Linked DNA regions of Homo sapiens: region 2 is linked to region 1. A link is a contact called in ENCODE Hi-C or POLR2A ChIA-PET data. All regions are on one chromosome and are shown on one strand. Each heading gives the region's core, a stretch centred on a gene start or an enhancer-like site at or near the end of the contact. The rest is flanking DNA. Distances are from core to core; before and after follow the strand shown.

Region 1 (4,926 bases), core at 1,169-3,668:
CCCAGGGTTCATAAGATAATTGAATGATATGCAAATACAAAACTTTTTTTTTTTTTTTTGGACAGAGTCTCGCTCTGTCACCGAGGCTGGAGTGCAGTGGCGCGATCTCGGCTCACTGCAACCTCTGCCTCCTGAGTTCAAGTGATTCTCCTGCTTCAGCTTCCCAAGTAGCTAGGATTATAGGTGCCTGCCACGATGCCCGGCTAATTTTTGTATTTTTAGTAGAGACGGGTTTCACTATGTTGGCCAGGCTGGTCTCGAACTTCTGACATCAGGTGATCTGCCTGTCTTGGCCTCCCAAAGTACTGAGAATACAGGCGTGAGCCACCATGCCGGTCAGAATGCAAAACTCTGTTTATCCGTCTTGCTCTGTCACCAGGCTGGAGTGCAGTGGCATGATCTTGGCTCGCTGCAACCTCTGCCTCCCAAGTTCAAGCGATTCTCCCACCTTAGCCTCTTGAGTAGCTGGGATTGCAGGTGCCCACCAGCAGGTATGGCTAATTTTGGTATTTTTAGCAGAGACGGGGGTTTCACCATGTTGGCCAGGTTGGTCTCGAACTCCTGACCTCAGGTGATCTGCCCACCTCTGCCTCCCAAAGTGCTGGGATTACAGGCATGAGCCACTTTGCCCAGCCAAAACTCTTAACCCAACATCGAACACTTGGTAAGCACTCAATAAATGGAAGCCATTTTGATTATGATTATCAAAGTCTAGAACATAAAGTGGACTGTGTACATGCACTCTTTAGGAGCAGTCTTTTGGCCCCAAACTAGATTCTATGGGAATTCCCAGGTAAGATGCTTCTCCAAAATGAAGTGAAGCCATGTGACCCAGGGTCTTTAAACATTGCTTCCTCAAACCCTCCCCCAGTAGGGTACTTCTCCCCCAGAGGCATGGGGATCTGGCCACACTATAAGACAAACTTCTGGAAGTGGGGGCACATCAAGCGTCTGGGTGGTGCCAGTGCCTGGGCCTGAGCTAAAGTCTTCACCAGCCTGCCCCTTTTGGGGAAGCTTCTGACAATTTCGATTACCGAAATCTTCCTGCCTTTTGGGATAATACAGTCAAATGCTCCATTGAGACAGACTTCTGTATCTTTACAGGCCCTAGAATGAGACCAACCCAAGGCCCAGCATCTGCAGAATGTCCCGTGTAGAACCAGGAAGGAAAAACTAAACCACTCCTTTTCCCCTCTTCCCAACACACCCTTCTCTCCTCTCAGATCCTTGGAGTTCTCCGCACTCAGAACCTACAAGCTGCCCAGGGGTCTTCCAGACCAGCCCCAGTTGCTTCCAGCCTCCTTCCGCCAGCACATCTCTGCAGCCTTGGGCCACCGATCCTAAGCCAAAGCCTCCCCAACCTCTGGGCTCAGAAGCAGGTGTAATCCCAACTCCAGCAGGGAATTCCAGAGGTGAAGGTCACGGGAGCATCTTTAATCTTCGGTTCCCAGTAGAGAAGATACCCAAAGAGCAGGGAGCAGGAGCCAGCTCCAGGCTATACATTTGTTTATTCATCAATCATTCATTTATGCATTAATCATTCATTCCCCCCACCCATCAGTCATTCATCTGCTTATTTATTCATTCAATGTGTTTGTACCTTGTCCTTGCTTTGGTTACCGCAGATGTTGGTCCTCTCCTGCTTTGATCTGTCCCCTGTTTCTCTGGCAGCTGCACAGCAGAAGCCTTCTCATGTCCCTTGTTGGGTACTTGGCTGAGAGTGTGTCTCCCTCTCAGAGGTGCCTGAGGAAAATCAAAGGGACAGTGCAGAGCTGTCTGCTGCCTGCAAGTTCCCTTCCATTGCAAAATCCAGCCTTCTGGTCCGTAGGTCAGTGGGAGAGATTGGGAGGGGCTGCAGAGGGGTCTCCAGGCCCAATCGAGGAATAATGGTCTGGACATCCTCACCATGTGTGAGCTCTGGCTGTTTAAAAAATAAAAAAAATAAAAAAATAAATATACTGGTCCTTCTGGGAGAAAGGGGACTGCAGGAGACTCTAAGCCTCTGTGCCTGGTTCTGAGGCCTGAGCTCAGCACTTTGGCAGGCCCAGAGAACATGGTATGGGAAAACCTGGGGCTGGAGTTTCAGAGGCCTAAGCTGTGAGCCTTCTGACAGGTCTCCCACCTTCCATCCTTCCATCTACCTGACCCTGTAAAGTCTGTTCTCAGCCAGCAGCCAGAGATCCTTTAGTAAAAGACCACGTCCTGCCTGTGCTCAGAACCCTGCCCTGACTTTCAGTTCTCTCGGAGAAAAACCCAAGGCCCCACTTGATGGGGTCCCCCTCATCTCCCACTCACTCCCTCCATTCAGCCCCCACTGGCCCCATCCTTCCCGAACTCACCAGCCACACTCCAACCTTAGGGCTTTTGCTATAGTTGTTTCTTCTAGAACAGGCTTGACCTGGGTGACTTGCTTGAAAGTGACTCACTTTCTCACTTCCTTCAAGTCTTCGCTCAATTGAAACCTTCCCCATAAGCCTACCATGACCCATCCTATTTAAAACTGCAAAGCACACAGGCACGCGCGCACACACACACACACACACACACACACACACCACTCTCAACCCCCCTTCCTCTTTAGCACTCATCACCTTCTAACATAATACATAATTTACTTATTATTTTTACCATTTATTGTCTGTCTCTGCCTGCTCAAGTATAACTTCCAAAAGGGTAGGGGTCTTTGTATGTTTTCTTCCCTGATGTATCCCGAGGGTGGGCCATCCCATGGATGCCTGGTGTATAGCAGGAGCTAGTAAAACATTCCTTGGATGAAAGAATGAATGAGTGAATGGGCTGTAGGAAGCTCTGAGGATGAAGCTTGTGAAGCCACAGGCTGTGGAGTTTGGGGCTTCCTGGGGGTAGAATTTAGGAGGTCCACAGTGGCTTCTATCAGCTGTGCTGAGGAGAGAAGAGCCAGGCAAATTGCCCGCTGCCAGCCTTCTCGGGGAGGAAAGGTAGGCAGCAGCATCGGTGGGGATTGCGCTAACTCAAGGTGCCAGCTCCATGCTGCTCTGGGGCTGGCCAGCGCTCTGGATGTCATTAGCTGATTTGTTCTGCTCTGCAGAATGTACTTTTCATATTTAGGCAGAAAAAAACAGCTTTCGATCCTTGTGCCCTTTCTTCTGTGAGCTGTAGCACATGGCCTGCTAATTATGAATTAATCCTCTAAAGAGCATGTTCATTATTCTAATTTAATTGTGCTTCGTTTCAGAAAATAACTAAACCCAGCGTGGAATAAACTCCAATGCTGATCAGTTTTCAAGAAGTTAACATAAGACAAAATTCTGCTAGAGGGCAGCAGCAATTTGGAATCATTAAAGGGAACCCATGTAAATAATAAAAACAAAACTAAAATGCAGAATTAAATTAAGGAATAGGAAATTAAATTTGGGAATCTAATCTAAAATTGAGGCCTTATATGCACAGGCTTACCCTGGCTTGGCTCTTCGCTCAGGAGTGCTCAGGAGAGGAGGTTCTGCAGAGTTTCCCACGACCAGGGAAGCGGCAGTCCCTCCTGGGTGGCAGTTTGCTGTTCTGGGAAGAGAGATGTGGGCTGAAGTGGGAGAAAGGGGGCTTTCCTCCCACGGGGTCAACTGTGATGAAGATGAAAGCCACATTGTCACAGATGCATCTGGATAGCTCATCCTGAGCCCTGGTGACCGGTTCAGGAGAACTGCCTGCAGCCAAGAGTCCAAGCTGCCACTCACTAGGAGGAAGCACAGGAAATGAGGCAGATGGTGCTGGGTGGCTGCTGGCCTGAGATGCTGGGAGTGGTCAGCCCTGGGCAAAGAAGCCGCGCCAGCCCTCCTTCACCTTTGGGCCCTGGGCACCCTTCCACAGGTGACCCAGCTCAGGACAGAGGCTGAGGGAGTTTCCTCCTGCCCGGGCAGTGGCCCCTAAGCAGGGTCCTGGCCTCCCCACCATCACCGTGAGAGCCCAGTTACAGATGGAGGAGACCCGGACTCCAGCAGCATCATGACAGGTCAGGCCTCCACCAGGCAAAATGAGAAAGGGAGGATGGGAAGGACGGGGTGTGGGGAGGAGGAGAGAGCCAACTTATAAAGTGTCTGCAAGTCAGATGTACAGTCAGGGGCAGAGTTAGCACCATGGCTCAGGCTTCATTATGTATTGATTTTTTAGACCCTGTCCCTGGGGTATTCTTTTTCTCTCCATATTCCTACCTCCTCTGGCTCTCTTCCTCTCTCTCTCCCACCTCCCTCCTCAAAATGAAAAGAGCTCAACCTTCTGAGTCAGACAGACTGATTTGGAGCCACAGTTCTTCCTCTTACTTGGTACTGGAGCTTCAACAAACTATTTTGCCTTCCTTAACCTCAGTTTCCTCATATGCAATGCTAATAATATCTGTCTCCTTGGTTTGTTACAAGGGCTAAATGCAAGAAAGCACTTGGCACAGAGCAGGTACTCAGGCACTTCTGCTTTTTTATTCTCTGTTTCACCAGTGCTTCTTCACATGCCACTCTCTACACACACATGCACACACGTGCACACATATGCACGCACAGGCTCCATCCTCTGCCAAAGGCCTTAGGCTGTGTTTCTAGAGCACCACAAGTAGTTAGAAAAAAAATAGTCCAGTCAATCAAATGCAATCAACTGCTTGCTTTGATTCACAAAGGCAAACATTCAAACAGATGGCCTTATCCCAGTATCAAAGTGAAGTTTTCCATTGCCATTTTCATTTGGAGTTCTACATGGATAAATTAGCCACCTTAAAATAGATCTCTTTTTTGAAAAAAGAAGAGAATACAAACAAGCAAAAAAAGTCTTAACTTGTTCTCATTTAATTCACATTTTGATCAAGAAACTAATGCACAAAATTGAGGCCACAATACTGATTGGTTAGTTAAACAGTGATTGCGTCTAAAACTATCAAAGATGGAGACCACAAGGACAAAAAAGGCT
Region 2 (4,926 bases), core at 1,147-3,646, 110 kb before region 1:
CAGCAGGGAGGCATCCAAAGAACCATGAAGGTCCTCACTGAACTGGGTCACTTGTGTGACTTGAAGGATAGACTTTTAATTAAGGACAGAAGAGAAGATAAGAACTACAAAATGGAAAAGAAAGGAAAGGTAGACTAACCCTTGCCAAACTCCCAAACTGTTAATTTGGTGATCTTAGGCACTCATCACTCTTGAAATATAAAAACAGATCAGATTTCTCCATGATTCTCGCAACATACGTTTGAGGAGGAATTATTTGTGATACTATGAATAACAACAAATAACTAGCAGTTATAGAGTACTTATTACGCACTACACACAAGAATCATATTCTATTTTCATTTTACTACAAAGAAATCAGTTCTCAGAAAATATAAGTGACTTGTCCAAGATCACACAGCCAGAGAGTGAATTCGTTTTAGCCAGAATTCAAGTCTCCAAGTCTGTCCAGTAATCTTCCCATGACTCAGAAACACTCCAGACTTCCCTGCTCCCAACCAATCACCCAACCACCGCTACACACTTCACCATCATTGGTCCCAACCCAGGCTCACCCTAGAGTATATGCTGACTTATGTCCTTTGATTTCAAACCCCTGAAACCCTTGTCTTCATCAGTACATGTCCTTCTATGTACACTGCCCTCAGAATACTGTTGAACACTACAGCCAACTTAAAAGATACTCTAATAAACCAATTCTACTCCAATAAGTTAATCATTATAATGTTATGCTTTCGTCAGGTGCCAACGGGGCTTAAGAAAACAGTGCCTAAAAGAATAATGTAAACTGTGGGCAAGAGTGTGATATAGAGATTTTCCAAGTCCTATGTTCATACGTGTGAGTGTGATAGGTTTACAGACTAACTCCAGACAAAGCAAGCCACTATTCCTCTTTCAGAAGGGCCAACTCAGGCTGAAGTAGCCTATTGCCTGGGGGAGGAAGAAGGGAAATAATAATCATTATTCCCTTCCTCATAAATGATATGAATAATAGGGGCCAACATTTACTGATTGCTTTGTATTGGGTATTTTATCAGTACCACAATTAAACCACAATTCCATGAAGTAGGTGTTATTGTTAGTCTCATTTCCAGATGAGGAAACTGCGACAGGGAGGCTATGTAATCTCACCATGCTAGTGCTATGCAGGCTTGGGACTCAACAGGTATTCTTTCAAACGGCAAAATTCTCATTCTTTTTGTTTTTTTCTTTTTTTTTTTTTTTGAGACAAGGTCTCACTCTGTCACCCAGGCTATAGTGCTGTGGTGCAATCTCATCTCATTGCAGCCTCGACCTCCCAGGCTCAAGTGATCCTCCCACCTCAGCCACCCAAGTAGCTGGGACTACAGGCACACATCACACGTCTAGATAATTTTATTTTTTGTAGAGAGAGGGTCACACTATGTTTCCCAGGCTGCTCTCAAACTCTTGGACTCAAGCAATCCTCCTGCCTCAGCCTCACAAAATGCTGAGATTATAGGTGTGAGTCACGGCACTGACCCAGAATGCTCACTCTTAACCAGTGCACTGATCCCCACCAGTTATTGCTTATCGTGTACCTATTATGCGCATGGCACTGTGCGAACCTTAAACATATTAATTTCATTGAAACCTCATGGCAAGCCTTGGAGATAGGTATTATCATTATCCCCATCTGACAGATGAGGCTCAGGAAAGAAAGGAAACTGAGTTAATGTGGAGCTGGAACCGACGACACGCATTCTGACTAAGAGCTCTCTTATTCAGCACGACTGATTCCTATTCAAGTTTAGGTATTTCTCTTTCTACTTCATTTAGGTTAAAAGGCTTTCCTCTCCAGGAGCCTGGCAAGCCAAGCCCGCCCTCTGCGGGGCAACAGCACGAGGCATTACCCCTACAGACCACTTGGCGGCGCCGTCCGTCCTGAGTTGGAGAGAACGGTGGGCAAGTAGGGCTCCTTCCGCACGCTGCACGGTTCTTCTCCGGGCCCGCCCCCTTCCAGCAACAGCCAATCAGAAACTCGCTGACAGCGCTAGGCTCTCCACGGTAATGGCCGTGGATGATAATTGGCTAAGTCTCTTAAGGGACGTCTGGTTTCCGGGGACGCAGTGATAAGCGCAGAACGGGAGGTCTCTGAAGCAAGATGGGGCTCCAGACATAATCTTTACCTGAATAAGTCCCAACGCTGGGAGTGTCAGCCCGATCCTCCTACGGTGGAAAAGGCGGCAGCCAATTGCTACAGTCCCTTTAGGCTTTTCTCTCCCGCCAATCCTCACTCTGCCCTACGGGAGGGTTCTTGGCCGCTTCAGCTCGGTTTGCTGCTTACCAACCCCGCGGCCCAAGGGGAGCACGGCTCCCTGGCCCGATGCCCCCGGGGTATGCAGAAGGGCCCAGCCGGGACAGCAGCCACTGCATTTCTTTGGCTTGCGCTGCAGTCCGGATGGAGCTCGGTTCTGACCCAGAACATGAGATCGGGTTCTCATTAATTCAGCCCAGGGCCTTGCACACGCGCCCCGCCCCTGCTTGAAGTGGCTCACCCCGGACTTTCAGGATCTCACACGAAGTGCTTCGCTTTCCCCTGCAGGGATGGTACTCTCTGAGCGCCCTTGGAACTTTGTAAATAGCTGCATTGCAGCACTTCTCCATTGTTTTATTTCACGCATATTGGACTCAGGGTAGAGACCATATCTTAAACGTCTTTGCTTTGAGCAAGATATTTAAACTCTCTGTGCAGCATTTTTCTCAACTGTAAAGTGGGGATAGTAGTACCTCTTGCATAAAGTTGTGCGCACTAATACATGTAAAGCGCTTAGAAGACGGTCTTGCACACAGCAGATGATCAGAAAATGTTAGCCACTTGTTATTCCTACAATGCCTAGCACAAACACATCATAAATACTCTACAGTGCTTAGAATCAGTTTCATATATTTGTTCTTGGAGGTTTAAATCTCAGCTTTGTCAGAACTGCTCCAAGAAGGAAACGGTAAATATATATACACATGGCTGTAAATGTGTCCGAGTGCTTCAACATGCAGTGGCAGTTGAGAACAGCAGGGAGCCTGGGTTCAAGTTCTGACTGCAGCTGAACAGCCGAATGACCAATAGAAAATTAACTAAAACTTAACTCCTCAGCTGGGGAATGGAGATGATCATAATAATATCTACTTCATCGGGTTGTGGTGCTTGCATTCTTATCCCACTTTCACTTTGGGAGCTAGTACAAGAATGTAATGACACAGTATAGTATTTCTACCTTATATGTGTCTCCCACTTTAACTTTTGCAAAGCACATTCATATATTATCTCATTTAATACTCACAGCAACCCTGTGAAGCTCAGAGCACTTCCTGGTTGGAATCCTACAACATGTCCATGGTGAGCTGCAGCTCGGTTTCTTTGAGTGCAATTTCAATGTCAGTGCCATTGCTCTGCATCAGGACTGAACCAGTGACCACCTGGGTCTCAGATAAGCAGAAGGATTTGCATCCTAGATTTTCAAGCCAGTTGTTCTATTTTTTTTATTTCTGATTACAGCAGAAAGACGTAGTTACATTATCTTTTAAAATGTGAACAAAACAAAGTGCAAGGTCTGGTCGACCTTCACACACACTCCCCAGAGGCAGCCACTGTCATCCATTGAGTGTGGCATCTTCCTAACCTCCTGGGTATGGTTTCATGCATGTACCTGTGGCGGGGAGAAAGCTAGGTTTTTTTGTTGTTGTTCTTTTGCATAAACATGATTGTATTTTAAAATTTATTCTACAACTTGTTTTCTTCAATTAACAGTACATCTCAAAGATCTTTTTATGTCTGTATCCTTATTTCTTTTTAACTATTGCAGTCTTTTATACCTGAACTCATTTAACCATTCTCTTGTTGTTAATTCTAATTTTTAAAGCCAAGTTTTTCTTAATCCCCCTCAAGTCCCAATTTTGTTGTAGCTGGTTAGATTCTGAACAGCCTCTGGGCCTAAAGATTCAAGTCACCAGGAAATGAAATCCTTATGGTCAAGAGTTCCACCTAGCTCCATATTCTTCCCATACTACAAGCCCAAAGCCCTGGCAAGCTGTGAAACTGGAGTCCCTCCTCCCAAGAGGAAAGAGTGGGAAAGAGGATGCCCACATAGGGCCAAAATGGGCTGATGACGACTTTACTCCTCAGAACATTGCTCAGAGCTGAGGACATCTCTGTAACTTTAAAAGCCTCCTAATTCCCTCCAAGAATCTGCATGGCTGAGATCCCTTCTGAAGAGGTGAAGCTGGTGAAACTTTCTCTTCCTTGAGGCCCTGGTGACCCTCATGACTCAGTCCTTCCCCAGGCCCACCCCTCACTTCCAACACCCACAAGTATCTCCCAGGGTTGAAACCTCTACTTCAGAACGCAGACTTGGAATTGAATTGCAGGGAAATGGTGGGCACATCCTGTGGGTACTTGTGAAACACATGGACCTCAGATCCTCAGATAACCCTAAAAGAAATGATGTGGGCTGGCCACGGACTGGTCTAGGGACAGTGTCACTTCAGGCAAAATGAGAGGTAGAGAATCAGGGTAGAAATCAGCAGATTACAGGCACAATTCCACAAGGGAATGTGCTGACTTCGTGACCCTTAACTCCATGCCCTTTCTACCCAGCTCCAAAAGGAATTCACTTGCCTTTTCTCCAGCTACAACTAAAGAGTCTGTGGAAGGAGAAATAGGTAAAAGTCTCATCCCATGAATTTCAGACACATCTCTGGCGCACCCAGCATTTTGTACATTAGCCAAAAAGCACATATTCCTAGTTGAATACAATCACACACATATAACACAAATGGAGTCATGTTCACAATCAGGACACCAAACTGAATCTATGTTGAAGATGTTCTGTATTCTAACACCCAACAGAATAATGCACTGGAGCCATACCGGACAAACAACTTACAAAAATGGATCTCAGACTGGAAAAT

What was found. A loop is a pair of places that touch in the nucleus more often than their neighbours do. ChIA-PET counts read pairs that join two places held with the same protein, here RNA polymerase II (POLR2A). Pooled maps may share reads with other maps.
Region 2: a loop to region 1 is called in a map with no recorded cell type, with 7 times the contacts of the local background. The contact joins the enhancer-like site here to the promoter of LINC02898 in region 1. A Hi-C loop is called at or near these places in 3 of 37 single-sample maps with no recorded cell type and 4 of 50 pooled maps. POLR2A ChIA-PET finds 5 or more read pairs at or near these places in 1 of 52 experiments (PC-9).

The regions. Positions count from the first base shown.
Region 1 is chr2:41,951,388-41,956,313 of GRCh38, forward strand. LINC02898 (long intergenic non-protein coding RNA 2898) reads right to left here and starts at 2,419. Exons shown (of 4, transcript NR_161189.1): 1 at 2,340-2,419; 2 at 1,601-1,921. It overlaps LOC124905996 (a long non-coding RNA gene), which reads left to right. Exons shown (of 3, transcript XR_007086296.1): 3 at 1,224-1,662. RefSeq lists an enhancer at 2,155-2,294 and silencers at 4,316-4,365, 4,376-4,455.
Region 2 is chr2:41,838,960-41,843,885 of GRCh38, forward strand. No RefSeq gene overlaps it. Among named protein-coding and RNA genes, the nearest start is that of LINC01913, 36 kb to the right of the region's middle. Within about 2 kb of position 2,397, at least 19 of the 41 ENCODE cell types and tissues checked have a DNase peak (open chromatin) inside an H3K27ac peak, as active enhancers do.